2 separate regions of the Homo sapiens genome follow, and region 2 is linked to region 1. Evidence: chromatin loops called from intact Hi-C (ENCODE). Cell type or tissue: psoas muscle. All regions are shown on one strand. Each heading gives the region's core, and the rest is flanking DNA. Links, peaks and the distances in the headings are about the cores only. Region 1 overlaps CD200R1L (CD200 receptor 1 like). Region 2 holds the start of LINC02042 (long intergenic non-protein coding RNA 2042).

Region 1 (8,341 bases), core at 107-8,106:
GCACTCCCATCAGAAACTGCATGTTCCCTACACCTCTTTTAATAGTTAATACTATCAAAATTATTAATTTTACCAATGTGATATATGAAAAAATGATATCTCAGCTATTTTTAATTAGCACTTCTCTTATTACTCTTTAGTTTGAATATCACTTCATACGTTTATTAAACATTCATTTTTCCTATCTTGTAAAATGACATTTTATTTCCTTTGCCCATGTGTTTATGGGATTTTCTGTCTTTTTCTTTGGATTTGTTGGCATTCACGTATTCAATTTGTCTTACATATGTTGCAAATATTGTATCTAATTCTTTGTCATATAGAACTTTATTTATTCATGTGCTGAATGTATCCATGTATCCCTTTAGTGGTCATATATTTCTCAGTTCTTGAGTTTTTAAATTCAAATTCAGTGTATGTTTGTTAAGTATTCCCTATATATAAGACATCGTGCTAGGCAGTTTGAAAGACAGCAAAGTAAATGAGATATGTTGTCTGCCCTCATGAATCTCACAACTTAGTGGTGGAGACACATGAAAACAAATACCTGTAAAGCCTAGGGCCTTGATCATCCAGAAAATACCATAAAAAGAATTGCTATGGTAGAGCAATGCCTAAGTCAGAACCAGGCACCGAGGAATTTTTCACAGATGCAGTAGCTCTGAAGAGAAAACAGCCTTTTGTAAGATACGGGTGAGGGTAAAGACCTTCATCTTAGAAGAAACAGCACAAGCCAAGGCAGAATATGCAGTAAGGAAAGGATAGAGAGAAATTTCTAAGAAAGCTGGACAGTGGGTGTGTGGTTAGGAATAAAAGGAGTGTGGCAGAGAATAGACTGAAAAGGTAGGATGCAACTATTTAATCTTTTACCCATTAATAAGAAATACTGATAAATTCCACACTTCCTAGTCTTTTTGAAAAGTAGTCATTAAAGAAAAGAACAATTAACTGTGAGAAGTTAAGCACAAAGCTGGAGTGATTGGGTGAACACAGATAGCCTTGCTCTAGTGTTCGATGGCAGCTGAAGATGGATTGTCACACAGCCTGTGTGTATGTGTGTGCACTACCGGTGGATCTGCTGGTTTCGACCTGGCCAGAGCCCTTGCCCAAGAACAGCTGCAATTTGCAAGTCTTCTTAAATCTGTTTTACCATCCTGCAGAGGTAAGAGTTGGATAATTTATGCCCTATGACTTCACAGTCCTCTGGGGAGGCTGCCAAGGAAAGCATGTTTTGGATAGAAATCTTAAAAAAAAGCAAAAAAAAAAAAAAAAAAAAAAAAAGTAAAAACCTAAGCCCAGTTTGGCATAGGGCTAAGGTTTCACATCCAACTCCTCCCTAGGATCTGCCATTTAATCATCCTCCAGGATGCAAGGGCTGCCATGGGTTACTGGGGATAGCGATTAGGCACCCTTGGGCTGCATCAGCAAACACCCTCTCCTGATAGGCAGTTGGAAAGTAATGGGATTTGGGTTTTAGTTGTGAGAGAATGATGGAAAATGTTACAAACAGCTGACCTCCTTTGCCCCTACTGAAATAGCAGCCTTCCTCTGCACATTTATATGTTGCTTTGGGGAGAGTGACAAAAGACAGATGCTTCTTGCTGGAATGCCAGTTGCTTAATCATTCTTTCTGGTCCCAAGACATTTACTGTAGCTTCTTGGAGCTGACATCTTGGGCCACTCCTTGGTTTTCAATGTCTTGTAAATTGTGTTGCAATTTTCCATTACATGGAATATGGGAAAGTTTGTGGGAGAGTTTTTTTGAAGGTGTTATGTCGCAGATGGTGTCCTCAGCAAAAAGCCTTAAAGTTGGGAGTGCAGGAATTGCAAATAAACTGTAAGCTCTGCAGTGAGACACACACACAAAAGACCTGGTCTGGCTCCTGTCTCCCACACGGCTTCACTCAGGTCCGCGGAAGTGTTTATGTCCATTCCAAGGCTCGGCAGTAACATCTGAGATTAATCTTCTCAACAGCATGACCTGACCACGCAGTGCCCACGACAGAGGAGACCTGCTTCCTCTCCAGGTTCTGTGGCCTCACAGCACCCAGGAAGCAGCATGGTAGATAAAATGTCCTTCAGAAGTATAGTAAACTCTCATCTTAGCCACAGACTGCCCTCCTCAGCAGGTCTCTTGCTGTCTGTTTTCAGAAAGATAACATTAAGGAGAAACTGAAAAGTTTTGATGTAGTCAGGCATTTTTATTATGTTAAGAAACAAGAGTAAACGATTAGTCTCATAATCACATACAACCTGTTTCCCAGGAGGATGGCATGCTTAGGAACAGGCAAATCATGACAGTGATTTGGAAAGATATTCATATTGTTTTCCCTTAAAAGTCATAACATTTGGTTGAACTTCACGATTCCTCTTGTTTTAGTGTTATCTTGTTAAATTTACTTTTTCTGAATGTGAGCCTGTGAATGTTTTTTGTCACCCTCCTGTCATATTTACAAATTCTCTTGATTAGCCCCATGACCTCCTTCCCCTGTGCAGAGATGCTTATTTCTTTCCTCCCTGGTGACTATTATACTCTGAAGAGCTCCCTCCTCAACATGTGGGAGCTTCAAACTGAAGAAGTCACAACTAAAAATGTTTTATCTGTGTGTTGGCCCCCCATGTCTTAAGGAGAAGAGACATTCTAGGGAGGAACACACCAATGTGTGCATGAGGAGCATTTGGAAACAGGTAGGATGGATAATAAGACTTTGGGTTTCTATGACACTTTTCACAAGGACATTTAGAAATGTATAAAGATTATTCCCCAAGCCCTCTCTTCAACTGGGTTAAGAGCAAGAATAATTTTCATGTTTTATCAAGAAAAACCAGAATAAGGAGAATTGTCTCTACTCTGCCAGCTTTACCCAGCTCAGAAACCAAGTCCCACCCTTCTGAGATTAGAGACATCGTCTGTCAGACTCACTGCCTCTCCCCAGCCTCTCTTTGGTTCTCTACTTTGTATAAACCAATGTTCTTGGCTCCTTATTTAATCTTAAAATCAATGTTGGGTGAATCAGTCAGAATATTTGGACATTCTGTTCAGAAAACATTGTAAATTGATCAAGATTTGCTTGTCCTGCAAAACTCTCCTGGCATTCTTAATAGCAGTCTTCTGTCCTCAGATGACCTCATGAAATGTAGAGTTTGTGTGAGGAGATGATATGGACAATTTCCCCATTGCCCTGAAAGAGACACACCCTGTTACACTACTTTGCCTTCATCCATGCTGTCCTCTCTTCCCAGCATGCCTTTCTTCCCTGCCTGCGTCCACCTTCAATGTTCTTATGTGCCTTCTAAAATTAAGTTTGACTACTATCATCCCCCTCATCAAGGCTTCACACACATACTTCATTTCTCCTTCTTAACAAAGCCCCAATTTTGTTCAAGTCCCACTCACTCCTCTCCCACAAGATGTGTGTCTGAAGAAAGGTGTTGATCTTAGTCCCATCTGCATGAAAGGACTAATCAACATAAGCAAAATCTCAGTCCCTTTGCCAGGGATTGGCTAAAGAATTGTCATACAGTCTTGGCCAATCAGACAGGAGGGAAAGCTTGTGAAGGGCTCTCAGTCCTCATTAGTAAGATGGGGACCAAGAAAGAGATGGTCAGCCCTCTTCCCCTAGTTGTGCCATGTCTGACTGTGGCCTTAGGGTGGCTGCCTTCCTCTCAGCAACAAGCCAAGTAGGCCAGCTGGCTTCTTAGTAACACTCCATGTTCACTTAACTCTGAGAGTCTCAGTTTCCTCTTTTTCAAAATGAGGAAGTTGACCTCAATTATCCGTAGCTTCCTTTTAACTTTAGAATACCACACATGCCTCTAAAAGATGATGGGGGAGGAGATATGGAGGAGGATCTAGGAAGTGAAGAAGGCCACTTAATTTCATCTGTAGCTCTAACCATCTGCTGCTATTAACATGAGCAAGCAGCTATTTGCATTTTATGACTGGGTGATCTCAACTCTCTAGTTTAAGAAACAAGTACTAATCTTGGTTTAACCACTAAAATATCCTCACATTTCCCCATTCCCCGAAGTGAATCTATTAATATCCCTTTATCTTGTTTGGTAAACAAAATGTTTTTTACTAACATTAAATGAAAAGGGTAGTACAATTCAAGTTTAGGAACCAAAAAGATTTTTTTCCCCTTAATTTCAAGTTAAACCATTTTATTCTCCTTCTGTAATTGTTCCAAAACCACCCAAGAAGACCTAAAGAATTTGTAAATGGAGAAGTATGGAAAAAAATTTTTTTTAATGCAGGATTACATTGCTTAAGGTTAGTAGGTCTTAGCTTGCTTCGAAATGTTAAGAGACTTAAGTTGAAGCACCATCTAGTGGCTCTCAATTGTGTTCTGCTAAAAATTGCTCCCAGTCTCCCTGTATTTAGGACCACAGTTAATTTGTTGGGCATGTATATCATTGACCCTGGAACAGCAAGTTGAAAGTGCACAGATCTACTTATATGTGGATTTCTTCCACTTCTGCGTCCCCTGAGACAGCAAAACCAACCTCTCTACTTCCTCCTCCTCTTCAGTCTACTCAATGTGAAGACAACAAGGATGAAGACCTTTATGATGATTTACTTCCGCTTAATAAATAGTACATACATTTTCTCTTCCTAATGATTTTCTTAATATTTTCTTTTCTCTAGCTTTCTTTATTGTAAGAATACAGTAAACAATACATATAACGTACAAACTATATATAAATCACTGTTTATGTTATCAGTAAGGCTTCTGGTCAACAGTAGGCTATTAGTAGTTAACGTTTTGGGGGAGTCAAAAGTTATATGCAAGTTTTCCACTGCATGGGGAGTTAGCACCCTTAACCCCCATGTTGTTCAAAGGTCAGCTCTATATGAACACATGAGAGGGTTCAGAAAAAAAAAGTGGAGTTTTTTTTATCTTTATATAGCAGTGGGAGGATGGGGGTAGTAGCTGTAGCTTTTTACTCTTTCAATCTAATCATGGCAGTGAGAATGGGATAAAGAAATTACGTGAATTCACATAAATCTCTTCTAGAAACAATAAAGTTCATCCAGTGGAAAAAAGAATTAATACAAATTTAATACAAATAAAATTTCATAGATTTCAGTTCTCCTGTTTCTCCTACTCACATTCTCTCTAAAAGCCCATAACGGTATCTTTATCTTCCTTCTGAATCCCATAATGTAGACATGTTCTCACACATCTAGGGATTGGCTATTAGATCATTTTTATGTATCTCCAAGTTCTCAAGCCCCTTCCCACAACAAGCCCAGAGCATCCCTTGCATTTATATAACCAACAATTTTTCTTGAACTGTCATAGAGATAACATTCATATCTATGATTCCTATCTTCTGAAGTTACATCTTTTCATTACCTCTATGGGCAGAATGAAAATAGACCATAACAATTGCACATGAGTAGGAACATCTGTTTCATTGTCACTAGGGGAAGAACAAAAATTGGACATGAAAATGGATATGAGTAGAAAATAATTTGTAGCAAGATTGACACAAACCTTCAGATTAACAAACTAGGTATTTGTATCAATTAGTATTAAGTTTAGCTGCGTGTAGAGTAAAACCAAAAATAACACTGGCATGAACAAAATTTTATTCACTCTAACACAAAAGAAGTCAATGAATAGGTGGTTGAGGGTTTATAGGGAAACTTCATGGTCATCAAGCCCAGGATCCTTCTTCCATCTTTCTTTTCTTCTATCCTACTGAGTGGCTTCTATCCTTAACATCATCCATGGCCCAAGTTCACTGCTGGACCATCACTCATCTCACCAATGTTGCAGTCCAGAGACAAGGAGGAGAAGCAAAAGAAGACCCTTCCTTCTTCTTTAAAGAACTTTTCTGAAAGTATTACACAAGATTTGTATTTATATCTCATTTTCCAGAGCTTATGCAAGTGGGCATACTCAGCAAAGGAAACTGAGAAATGCCTTTTAGCTAAGTACATTCCAATAATAAATTAAATTGGAGTTATGCTATTAATCAATGTGTCAATTACCTAAGACACCAGGAATGCTGTATAACAAACAACCATAAAACCTCTGTGGCAACAATTGCTTATATGCCTGGGATCAAGTGGAGGTCAGGTCTTCTCATCTTGACTGAGCTTACTCATATGTTTAGGGGATGGCTGACTATTGCATCTTCTAGGTTGGCCTCAACAGAGAGGTAGGGATGGGACTGAGGGGACACAGCTCTGATCTACATGGTTCTCATCCTCCATCTGGATAGGCCAGGCATGTTCTCATGGAGTAACGAGTAGAACAGAACTTCTTGAGACCTGTGCTCAAAACAGATACATTAACACTTCCACCTCATTTTGTTGGCCAAAGCAAACTGCATAGGATGGATAAATATGTACTCTCTGTATGGAAAGAACTCTAAAGTCAACTGAAAAATTACATGGATAGACGGAGAGGTGAAGATTTAGAGTCATGGATATACTCATCTGCCACAAGGAGAAAGGGGAGGATGAGCATTGGACCAGTGATATGGCTTGGCTGTGTCCTCACCCAAATTTCATCTTGAATTGTAGCTCCCATAATTCCCATGTGTTATGGAAATCAATTCCATATTGTAGCTCCCATAATCAATTCCATAATCAATGGAAATCAATTCCAATTGTAGCTCCCATATGGGAGGGACCTGGTGAGCGGTAATTGAATCATGGGAGCAGGTCTTTCCCATGCTGTTCTCATGGTAGTGAATAAGTGTCATGAGTTCTGATGGTTTTATAAGCAGGAGTTCCCTTGCACACACTCTCTCTTTGCCTGTCACCATGTAAGACGTAGCTTTACTCCTCCTTGCCTTACACCATGATTATGAGGCCTCCCCAGCCATGTGGAACTGTGAGTCAATTAAACCTTTTCCTTTATAAATTACCCAGTCTTGGATATGACTTTATTAGCAGCATGAGAACAGACTAATACAACCAGGTAACAAGCAATCTCTGCCGCAGTGTAGTATTTTTTTAGTCTGTTATAAAATTGTATTAATGGACTGATTCCCATTCTATGCCCTGTCTTAAACATAAGGGAATTATAATAAAAAAGAAAGGCACACAACAGCTTACATCATATTATATATAGTATATATATAATTTACTAATTTAGTTATTTTTTACTTATGTTCAATTACAAAAAGGTAAGTGTTAATCTTAGTATTTGTTCTATTCTTTATTATGGGCAGAGACTGGGCTAGATGTTGCAGTGAACCTGATTCCTTTTCTTCCAAGGCAGCTAGACTACATTTTCCAACCTCTGTGGATGTTAATATAGCTATGCTACTAAGAACTAACCAATGGAATGTGAGCAGAAGTGATTACTACTCCAGGCCTGGCCCATAAACACCTCCCACATAACATCCTCTATTCTGTCTCCCTGTTTCCTATTCACCAGCTGAACTAGAAAATATTCTGAGAAGGGCAGAGCCATAAGATAAAGTGACAGCTTAAAGCAACACCTCTCTTCTCTGCCCTGCCTCAGCCCCACCAACTGCACTAGAGTGTGATGTGAGCAAGAATTAAATTTTTGTGGTGTGAATACACTGAGATGTAGGGCCTGTTTGTTTCAGCAATTAAATAACCATATGCATATAATATCATCCAATTTATGCATTCATTTTTTCCCTTAGGGCTTTGCTAAAAATAAAAGTAATAGGCCAAATCACCAGTTTGTTTTCATGCTGCTGATAAAGACATACCGAAAACTTGGAACAAAAAGAGGTTTAATTGGACTTACAGTTCCACATGGCTGGGGAGGCCCCAGAATCATGGGGGTAGGTGAAAGTCACTTTTTACATGGTGGCAGCAAGAGAAAATGAGGAAGAGCAAAAGCAGAAACCCTTGATAAACCTATCAGATCTTGAGATAAACCTATCACTATCATGAGAATAGCACGGGAAAGACCAGCCCTCATGATTCAATTACTTCCCTCTGGGTCCCTCCCACAACACGTGAGAATTCTGGGAGATACAATTCAAGTTGAGATTTTTGTGGGGACACAGCCAAAACATATCAACTTGCTACTTTAAATAAGAAAAGTCTTCTTTTAAATAAAAAATCACTTTTTACTATAGGATTACCATCTGTATCAAGTGAATATAGGATCTCAGTTTACAGTGGCCCTAGAAGATACAAGGATTTCACCAGTGTCTTACTCTTAGCATCATTAATCCATCCAACGGCTACAACCTAAAGTGTAAACAAGAAAGGGAATTGAGACATTAGAACTCTAAAAAGTAAGGGGAACTTCAGAGTCATCTTCAATGACACTGACATTTCCTTAGTTGAGATCAACTTACAATTTCTGCTAAAATGCAAATACTGCTAAAAATGACT
Region 2 (8,341 bases), core at 234-8,233, 63 kb before region 1:
AACTACTAAGCCCTTGAAATGTGGCTGGTGCAACTGAGAAACTGAATTATTTTATTTTAATAAATTTAAATGTAAAATCTTCACATGACTAGCAGCTGCTGTATTAAACAGCACAGCTCTATAATGTGCAGATAATGCTAACATTGGGGGTGACCAAGGATCACCTCTTACTGAAGGATAATCTTCCCCTTAACAGATAGAAGGGATATTTAACAGATATTTAACGTATTTTAATATTTTGGGGGGGGGGTGCAGGTTCAAGTATGGTTGAAAGAGAAACAGACAAATGTGCTAACAGGCAGCCTTTCATGAAACAAAATAAGTGACAGTGACCATCATTTCACATGCTGGTCACTGGAAGGAGACGGATGATCTATCTGCAGAGACAGGCAGTTATACTTGCAGCGATAGAGAAAATAAGCTTGTGCTTAGAGAAGTCTGTTTCTAAATGAAAGGCTTGGCTATTTTTATCTGTTCAAGCCTAGACATATTACTGAATATTAATAAGCTCTGCGGTCTGAAATGAAGTGGTTAAAGGTGGGAGGGAGAGACATATTTTTCTTCCTTTTAATAAGAGACAAGCAAACCTGAAACTTTAAGTCTTTATCTATGCACACCAGAAAAATATTTCAGTCCTTAAAGCTTCAAGAGTTGGCTCAACAGAGAGCAAGGTGGGTTTTTTTCTGGTATCACTTATTCCCATAATCCTCTGACTTGCACATTGTAGTATCTAAGGATTTTTCTAATGAAAGCACAACTGATTTTTCTTATTCATTTTTCATTTCCACACTACAAGGATATCCAAGCTGCTCAGTGTAACAATATTCCACCTAAGCCAAGGATGCTGGGGAGATTTGGTGACCAGGGCCCAGATAATGTAATAATAAAAGAGAAATTTATAAAGAAATCACTTTCACCAGATCCTTTCCACCAGCCCACTGGGACATGATCAAACAGAGGACGAACAGAAGCCAACACACATGAAGCTCTAAGGGCATCATAATTTTCTTCCCTTAATTATAAGAAATTATTCTGAACATACAAGACACAGCATATGGTAATATAAAGGTAACAGCATATGAGTTTTTAACCAGTTTTGATATGGTGACATCACTACCTGTTTTCTGTTTCTCTTTGCTTCTTTGCAAGGGAAGGAGTAATTAAACCCATTCTAGGAGGGAGGGAACTTTCTCTGCTCCCACTTGGTTCCCATCACTCCCCACACCCAGGAGGGAAGGTAAATATTTCTTTTTTTTTTTTTTTTTTTTTTTTTTTTTTTTGAGACGGAGTCCCGCTGTTTAGCCCAGGCCGGATTGCAGTGGCGCAATCTCGGCTCACTGCAAGCTCCGCCTCCCAGGTTCACGCCATTCTCCTGCCTCAGCCTCCCGAGTAGCTGGGACTACAGGCGCCCGCCACCGCGCCCGGCTAATTTTTTGTATTTTTAGTAGAGACGGGGTTTCACCGTGTTAGCCAAGATGGTCTCGATCTCCTGACCTTGTGATCCGCCCGCCTCGGCCTCCCAAAGTGCTGGGATTACAGGCGTGAGCCACCGCGCCCAGCCGGGAAGGTAAATATTTCTTATTCCCTTCTAGGAAGTGTATGATGACTAAGCATCCTTAGAAGTTAGCTTTTAGTTGTTAGTGATTTGAGCTCTGGATTTCAGTTATGGAGGATAATTGCACCAGAGAAAATAAAATAGTACAGGGCTTTGAGCCTGAAGGATAAAGGGTCCAGAGCTGGCACTCTGGAAAGTACTAAAAGTTGGGGATAATGAGCAAAAGGAAAGGGGAGTTACTAGATGGGGAGAATTATCTGGGAAAACAGGTTGGGGCAGAGAAAGTGGGTAAAGGGGCATTGAACAGGAAATATAGGGTGAACAATTGGAAAATAGTCTTGAACATGAGAATCATAGTTTTCTCAACTTACCACTCAGTGTTCTTGTAAGTGAGAATCATCTTAAAATCTGTGCGCAAGACCTCAGGGGGACTATTTCTCCATCTGTATCATGACTTCACTAAATTGACTGCCTGATGGGCACAGCAACCATTCTTGCCATAGAATGTTATGCTCTTTGTGGTGGCACTCTATGAGCCACCTTGCCACTACATTCCAAAACACCTTAAGCCTGAGGGGCTCCCTGGAATCTTCCACGGGTCATAGGGAAGAGGCTCTCCAACTGTATGTGGAAAGATTGGGTGGCAGAAGTTTACATGTAGGCTGGGATAGAGACCTTTAAATGGAAAGCTCTGTAACGTTAAGTATAGTCAACCACTGATTGCTTCTCTAGTATCTATTCCCTTTTCCATCTTTTCCAAACAGATCCCAAATATTTTTAGGTGTCCACTACCCCTTTTCTTTGTAGTCCTTGTTACTTAGGGGAAGCTGACCCTATTCCCAGTTTGGGGGTGGCTTCTTATCGATCCAAGCATGGTTATCCCATCCCCATTGTCAGTGATTGGTCCAGGATCCAGGCTTAAGCCAATTATCTCATGGTATTCCCTCTTGTTTCAGCTACTGGTCCAGGGCTGGGGAGTGTGAACTACCTGGGGCACTGGCCCAGTTAGATAAAAGGAAATGACTTTTATTTCAAGATTGGAAGAGATGCGATTGCTCTATCCTGCTGGACATAAAAAAAAAAAGCATATCTCCTTGATTCCTAATGGCAGCTATCTTATAATCCCATATAACTCCAATAACCTTATAACATATTATAATCCCCTAAAATTGAGGAGGCAACCTTAAGATGTTCAAAAGCTGTGAGACAGAGAGAAATGGAAAATATCACAATGTCTGAAGACTTTGTTGAGTCACGAACTCAGCCATTTTTGCAGCCCACCCTACCTACGGATTTATTCATTTCCTTGCTTAAATTAATTTTCTTGCAGTTTTCTACTACTTGTAGCTGAAAACTGGCTTAAAATGTTCATTACAAACACCCAGGAAGCTGGTAGGGAAAATTACTTTTCTATTAAAATAAAACCCAGAACTTTCAATGACTATCCAGAAATGAAAATCCAGTGTAGAAGTAGGGAGCTTATTAAACAGCTCCAATTTTATCCCTCCAAATCTCACACTTCTACATGGGGTTCTCCGAAGTTAGACACTGTAGCCACCACCATATTTGGACCCAGAGGAGTGTAAATTACCTTTTAAAGTCTGCTATAGATACAATCAAGCTGTAACTTCCAAGACGGCTTTGTTACATGCCAAGAGAGAACAACAGGGACACAAGCAAATAATATACCAGTGGATCAAATTTGTCTGACTTTCGAAGTACCACATAATTGTTCCATAGCTAGCTGGGGCCTGGGTTTACAGACCTTGTCCTAATATCTGAGATGTTTACCAAAAGTTGACCCAGCTTCACATGGGATCCTACTCAGGTTTCTAATTTCCTCCTAATTGACCTCAACATAGACAGCACCATTTTAAAATTTGTCCCTCCAGAGTTCCCTCTTAAAACTTTGACAAATTTTAATGTAAGATTTCCACTTGAGTTCTAGTCAAGAGAGCCTATGTGTTTGTCAGAGTCTGACTCAAGAACCATCCACAGTAGGATCTCCAGGGATTATCACTTAAAATGCAGATTCCTGAGCCCCAGGCTAACGATTGTGATTCAGTAAGGCTTGAGTGGCACCCAGGAATCTACATTTTAGCCAGTTTGTTCAATGATTGTTCCCAAGATAAAAATTTAAAGCTCTGTTTTAAGAATAGCTTTAAATTCTCCAAAACTAGCAGTAAAGGTAGCCTGTATATCATGCTATCATGAAACAAACACACAAATACAGTTCTCCACAAATGTACATATAGTAGCTATTTTGGACTTTTAAATCTGGCTTACAGCTGCAGTTGTATAAGCCATTTTCTATATCCTCTTTTTTTTTCTTAACCAATCCAAATATATGCTTTTTTTTTTAACCAGAAGAATGATTACAACATGACAAAATGTTTGTTCTCTCTTGCATTTAAAGAATTATTGTGAAAGTCCATATATACATTTCTTTGTAAAATGGGAATTTCACAAGAAGTATATGGAACGATATATCTAAGGCTGATCATAGAGTTTTGATGGAAATAATTTTATTTACAATAAATTTTAAAGAGTGCTAAACACATATTGGAAACAGAATGCTAACACATTAGAATGCAAGGGTGACCAAAAAGAAAAAGAAAAAGTAGTTCAAGAAGTGACCAGTCTGCATGCCAAGCTCATGCCTCCCCATAACATAATAAGAAGGGCCCTGCTATGGCAACATATCTCCTCAGCCATCTAGTCGCCCATCCACCCACCCATTGTTTTCTTTTTCCACATCACATTTTTTTAATTTATTATGTTTCAGGTTGCTATAACCTTACATCTTTATGTGGAAGCACATGATTTAAGTAGCACATAAATCTACTGTGAACAGTTTATTTGAATGCATGTAATTGTTACTTAGGTGGAATGCCTCTGCTGTAATGACACCCAGGTCAGATAAGTTTCACTTGGTTCTCCCAGAAGCAGTTGTCAAGACAAAGATTTAAGTACTAGCAATTTATTTGATGTCATAGCCAAGGAATCAAGGGTCAGGGAGAGGTGAAGTGAAATAGAGAAAAGAAAAAAGAATAACGGGGTGTGATAATGAGCCATTTACTTCTGTGGCAACTGGGACTTATCCCACAGGGGACCTCTAGGACACTACACATAACACATCTCAGAGTTTTCCCAACCAAGGTGTAAGGAACTGGGGTATTTATCCACCAACTGCCTTTCATCATTGGTTGAGGGATGCTCCAGGGACATCTGTAGGAGATTGGTCAGAGTGGTGGGAGAAGCAACAGGGAAAGGCTCTGACTATTCAGAAGGCTCTGCATAGCTTTGGGGGAGAAGAGCTGAAGGCAGCTGTTCTCTGCCCTTGAGTCAGAGGGCAAGGAGTAGGTACAAGGAAGTGTAGGGGAATTTATCTTAAACAGGCCTGTTTACTTATGTTGACCAGGAACCCACCTTTGATCATCCATGCATGTGACACAGAGGAACAATAATGTTAATTACCCACAGATTGTGTTTGCTCCAGGCTTTGGCATTATGTCAGTACTGAATAAAAGCAAGTAGCTCCAGCTGTTAGAGACTGCTCACTCTTTGGCAACTAGTGCCGGGCAGTCCCCTAGCTGCTTTTACACTGCATACCTGTGTCTGAGTACTCCTTTCTTTCTTTTTTTTTTTTTCTTTTTTTGAGACAGAGTCTCACATTGTCGCCAGGCTGGAATGCAGTGGTGCGATCTCGGCTCACTGCAACCTCCACCTCCCGGGTTCAAGCAATTCTCCTGCCTCAGCCTCCTGACTAGCTGGGGTTACAGGTGCGTGCCACCACGTCCAGCTAATTTTTGTATTTTTAATAGAGACAGGGTTTCACAAAGTTGGCCAGGACGGTCTCAATCTCTTGACCTTGTGATCCGCCCACCTTGGCCTCCCAAAGTGCTGGGATTGCAGGCGTGAGCCACCGGTGCCCAGCCCTGAGTACTCCTTTTACCCATTGCTTGGCCAGGATCTGTGGGACAGATCTGGCAGACATCATCTTTCCAAGAACTTCCATTGCCCTTCTTGTATGGTGTTGAGTGTCCTGGGTCTCAGGAGCTTGGAGTAGAAAGCCACCAGCATGTAAGGAACTAGTGAGTGCTGAGAGGATATGGGTTGGGCACCAACAGTGTCTGCTGCAGTCCAGCCTTTGTATCACTCAGATTCCTTTGGGTCCCATGTTAAATGGACACAATCCTGACACTGATTTTTCAGGAGATGATTGGTCAGAATTTCAAAAGAGGGGAAAAAAAGAAGAAAGACAACAGAAAGTTTAATAGGGTAAGATACAATCTAGACAGCTGCAGTTGATCCCAAAGTCACCCCTGATAATTGCTATCTCCCTCTTCTACCCCTTGTTTAGCAGTCCTGCTAGTCTAGGTTGTTTGCTTCGTGTGATAACATACACTTTCATTCCTGGGGGATCTGAGTCCCTGATTACTATGCTCTTGTTAAACTATGACTGCTTGAATTACCTGGTCATAAGGATCACAGTGCATGAACTCAATAAAAAGTGCCCCAATGAATTTACTGAGTTCTAGACATCTTTCCTGCTGGCATTTCGTATGAGCAATCCTATTTCTTTTCTTTTCTTTTTTTTCTTTTTTTTTTTTTTTTTTTTTTCGAGACAGAGTCTTGCTCTGTCACCAGGCTGGAGTGCAGTAGTGTGATCTCAGCTCACTGCAACCTCCACCTCCTGGGTTCAGGTGATGCTCCTGCCTCAGCCTCCTGAGTAACTGGGACTACAGGCACATGCCACCATGCCTGGCTAATTTTTGTATTTTTAGTAGAGATGGAGTTTCACCGTGTTGGCCAGGATGGTCTTGATCTCTTGACCTCATGGTCTGCCTGCCTTGGCCTCCCAAATTGCTGGGATTACAGGCGTGAACCACGGCACCTGGCTAAGCAATCTGATTTATTTACAGTAATCAGGACCAATGACCACTCCCACTATAGTAATTCTCGTCTTTACTGTTGATCTATTAGTATGTGGAATCCAAAATGATTAGGAGGAAGTTATATCTTTAGGTAAGAAGATCTCAAAGAGAGGTCTGAAGAGCCCTGAGAGTTCCCAGTGACAGAGGTCCACTATTTTCAACTGCGTATCTGCAAGAGACCAAATTTTCTTCATGTACTTAAACAAAAACAACATATCACAGCAGAGTGAATACTGAAGCCGATATGAGAATCTATGTCCTATTAAACCAGATATTTAAAGGTTTTGTGAAAATATAAAACAATGGCATTCTCTCATTAAACCTTTTTGGTTTGGAAATAATTTATTTTTCATTAAAATGTGTTATTTATAATAACGTAATGGGTTTACTATGGTTATTTTAAAATAACCATATTTATTTACATTTTAAATACTAAAATTTATTTACATTTTAAAATACTAAAGAAAATTTTTAGTTTTAATTATGAATAGGGTATTTAGTGGTAGAGAAAAACCCACACAAATAAAACTCATTGGTCTGCAAAGAGTGTAAAAGATCCCTGAGAGCAAAGTATGTGAGACCTCTGCTTTAGTTTTAATGGCACACTGACAGTATTCCCTAATAATTGTGACTCTTCCCTGTGTTAAAAGAAAACTTCGGACAAATTAAATTGTACGGAGTTTAATTGAGCAAGAAAACAAAATGATGCACTAATCAGGCAGCCTCCAGAATCACAGCAGATTCAGAGAGACTCCAGGGATGCCTCGTGGTCAGAACAAATTTACAGACAAAAAAAAACGGAAAGTGACGTACAGAAATTGGAAGTGAGGTACAAAACGGCTGGATTGGTTATAGGTTGGTGTTTGCCTTACTTGAACACAGTTTGAACACTCACAGCAGTGTATGAGTGGTTGACGTACTGCTGCTGGGATTGGCCAAGACTTAACTAACTTAGTCCTAAGTTAGGTTTCAATCATGTTTGCCTATTAAGTTGTGTTCCGGTTGGTCCACAGGGACTCAAATGTAGAACTACGGAGTCCTTCTCAGGCCATATTTAGTTCACTTTAACACCTGTGAACTAGTACCTCCACTGCAGCAGAGCCTAAAAGTGCTAGAATGGAAGTACAAATGTCCTGAGAGGGTCACTGGGAGTGACAGTGAGAGGAATCACTCCTTCTGCCACTGGTTTCTTGACCTACGTGTTATAACTTTTGAGTCACCAAACCATGTAATGGCTATAGATTTGAAGTTTAGGCTGGGAACGGTGGCTCATGCCTATAATCCCGGCACTTTGGGAGGCCGAGGCGGGCAGATCACTTGAGTTCAGGAGCTCGAGACCAGCCTGGCCAACATGACAAAAACCCGTTTCCACTATAAATACAAAAATTAGCCAGGCGCAGTAGCTCACGCCTGTAATCCCAGCTACTTGAAAGGCTGAGGCAGGAGAATCCCTTAAACCCAGGAGGCAGATATTGCGGTGAGCCGAGATTGCGCCACTGCACTCCAGCCTGGCAAGAGAGCGAGACTCTGTCTTTAAAAAAAAAAAAAAAAGTTTATATCTCTCCAACTCTGCAGGGTATAATTCCCAAATGGGCATGTTAATTGTACTTCCAAAAATGATATTATGAAAATTTTCTAAAATGCGCAAAATATAATGAACCTCTCTGTATTTAGCATCCATATTCAACAGTTGTTAAAATTATGTAACATGGTTTATCTTTATTCTTTGTTTAATTTTTTTCTTTTGCTCTGCCTATGTCATTTTAAAATTCTTTTACATTTTTTGAGATATAATTGAAGTACACTTCACACATTAAAAGTGTATAAGTTGATGAGTTTTGACATATTA

Evidence for each region. Hi-C counts contacts between places; a loop is a spot of excess contacts. Peaks named below come from ENCODE experiments on the same cell type or tissue, not always from the same donor. Only the 100,000 strongest peaks of a DNase experiment are listed, where the experiment ranks them.
Region 2: it touches region 1 in a loop (5-fold over the local background); 4 of 110 quality-filtered maps call a loop at or near these places.

The regions. Positions count from the first base shown.
Region 1 is chr3:112,810,132-112,818,472 of GRCh38, forward strand. CD200R1L (CD200 receptor 1 like) reads right to left here. Exons shown (of 8, transcript NM_001199215.3): 8 at 5,580-5,844. The coding sequence ends at 5,832. It overlaps CD200R1L-AS1 (CD200R1L antisense RNA 1), which reads left to right. Exons shown (of 3, transcript NR_149027.1): 2 at 4,532-4,596. Among named protein-coding and RNA genes, the nearest start is that of CD200R1L-AS1, 12 kb to the left of the region's middle. In psoas muscle, for the core only: a CTCF peak has its summit at 4,331 (motif pointing left); no DNase peak of the experiment used is centred there; H3K27ac peaks cover 502 bases.
Region 2 is chr3:112,747,305-112,755,645 of GRCh38, forward strand. It overlaps LINC02042 (long intergenic non-protein coding RNA 2042), which reads right to left and starts at 2,015. Exons shown (of 5, transcript NR_110017.1): 1 at 1,927-2,015. In psoas muscle, for the core only: no CTCF peak of the experiment used is centred there; no DNase peak of the experiment used is centred there.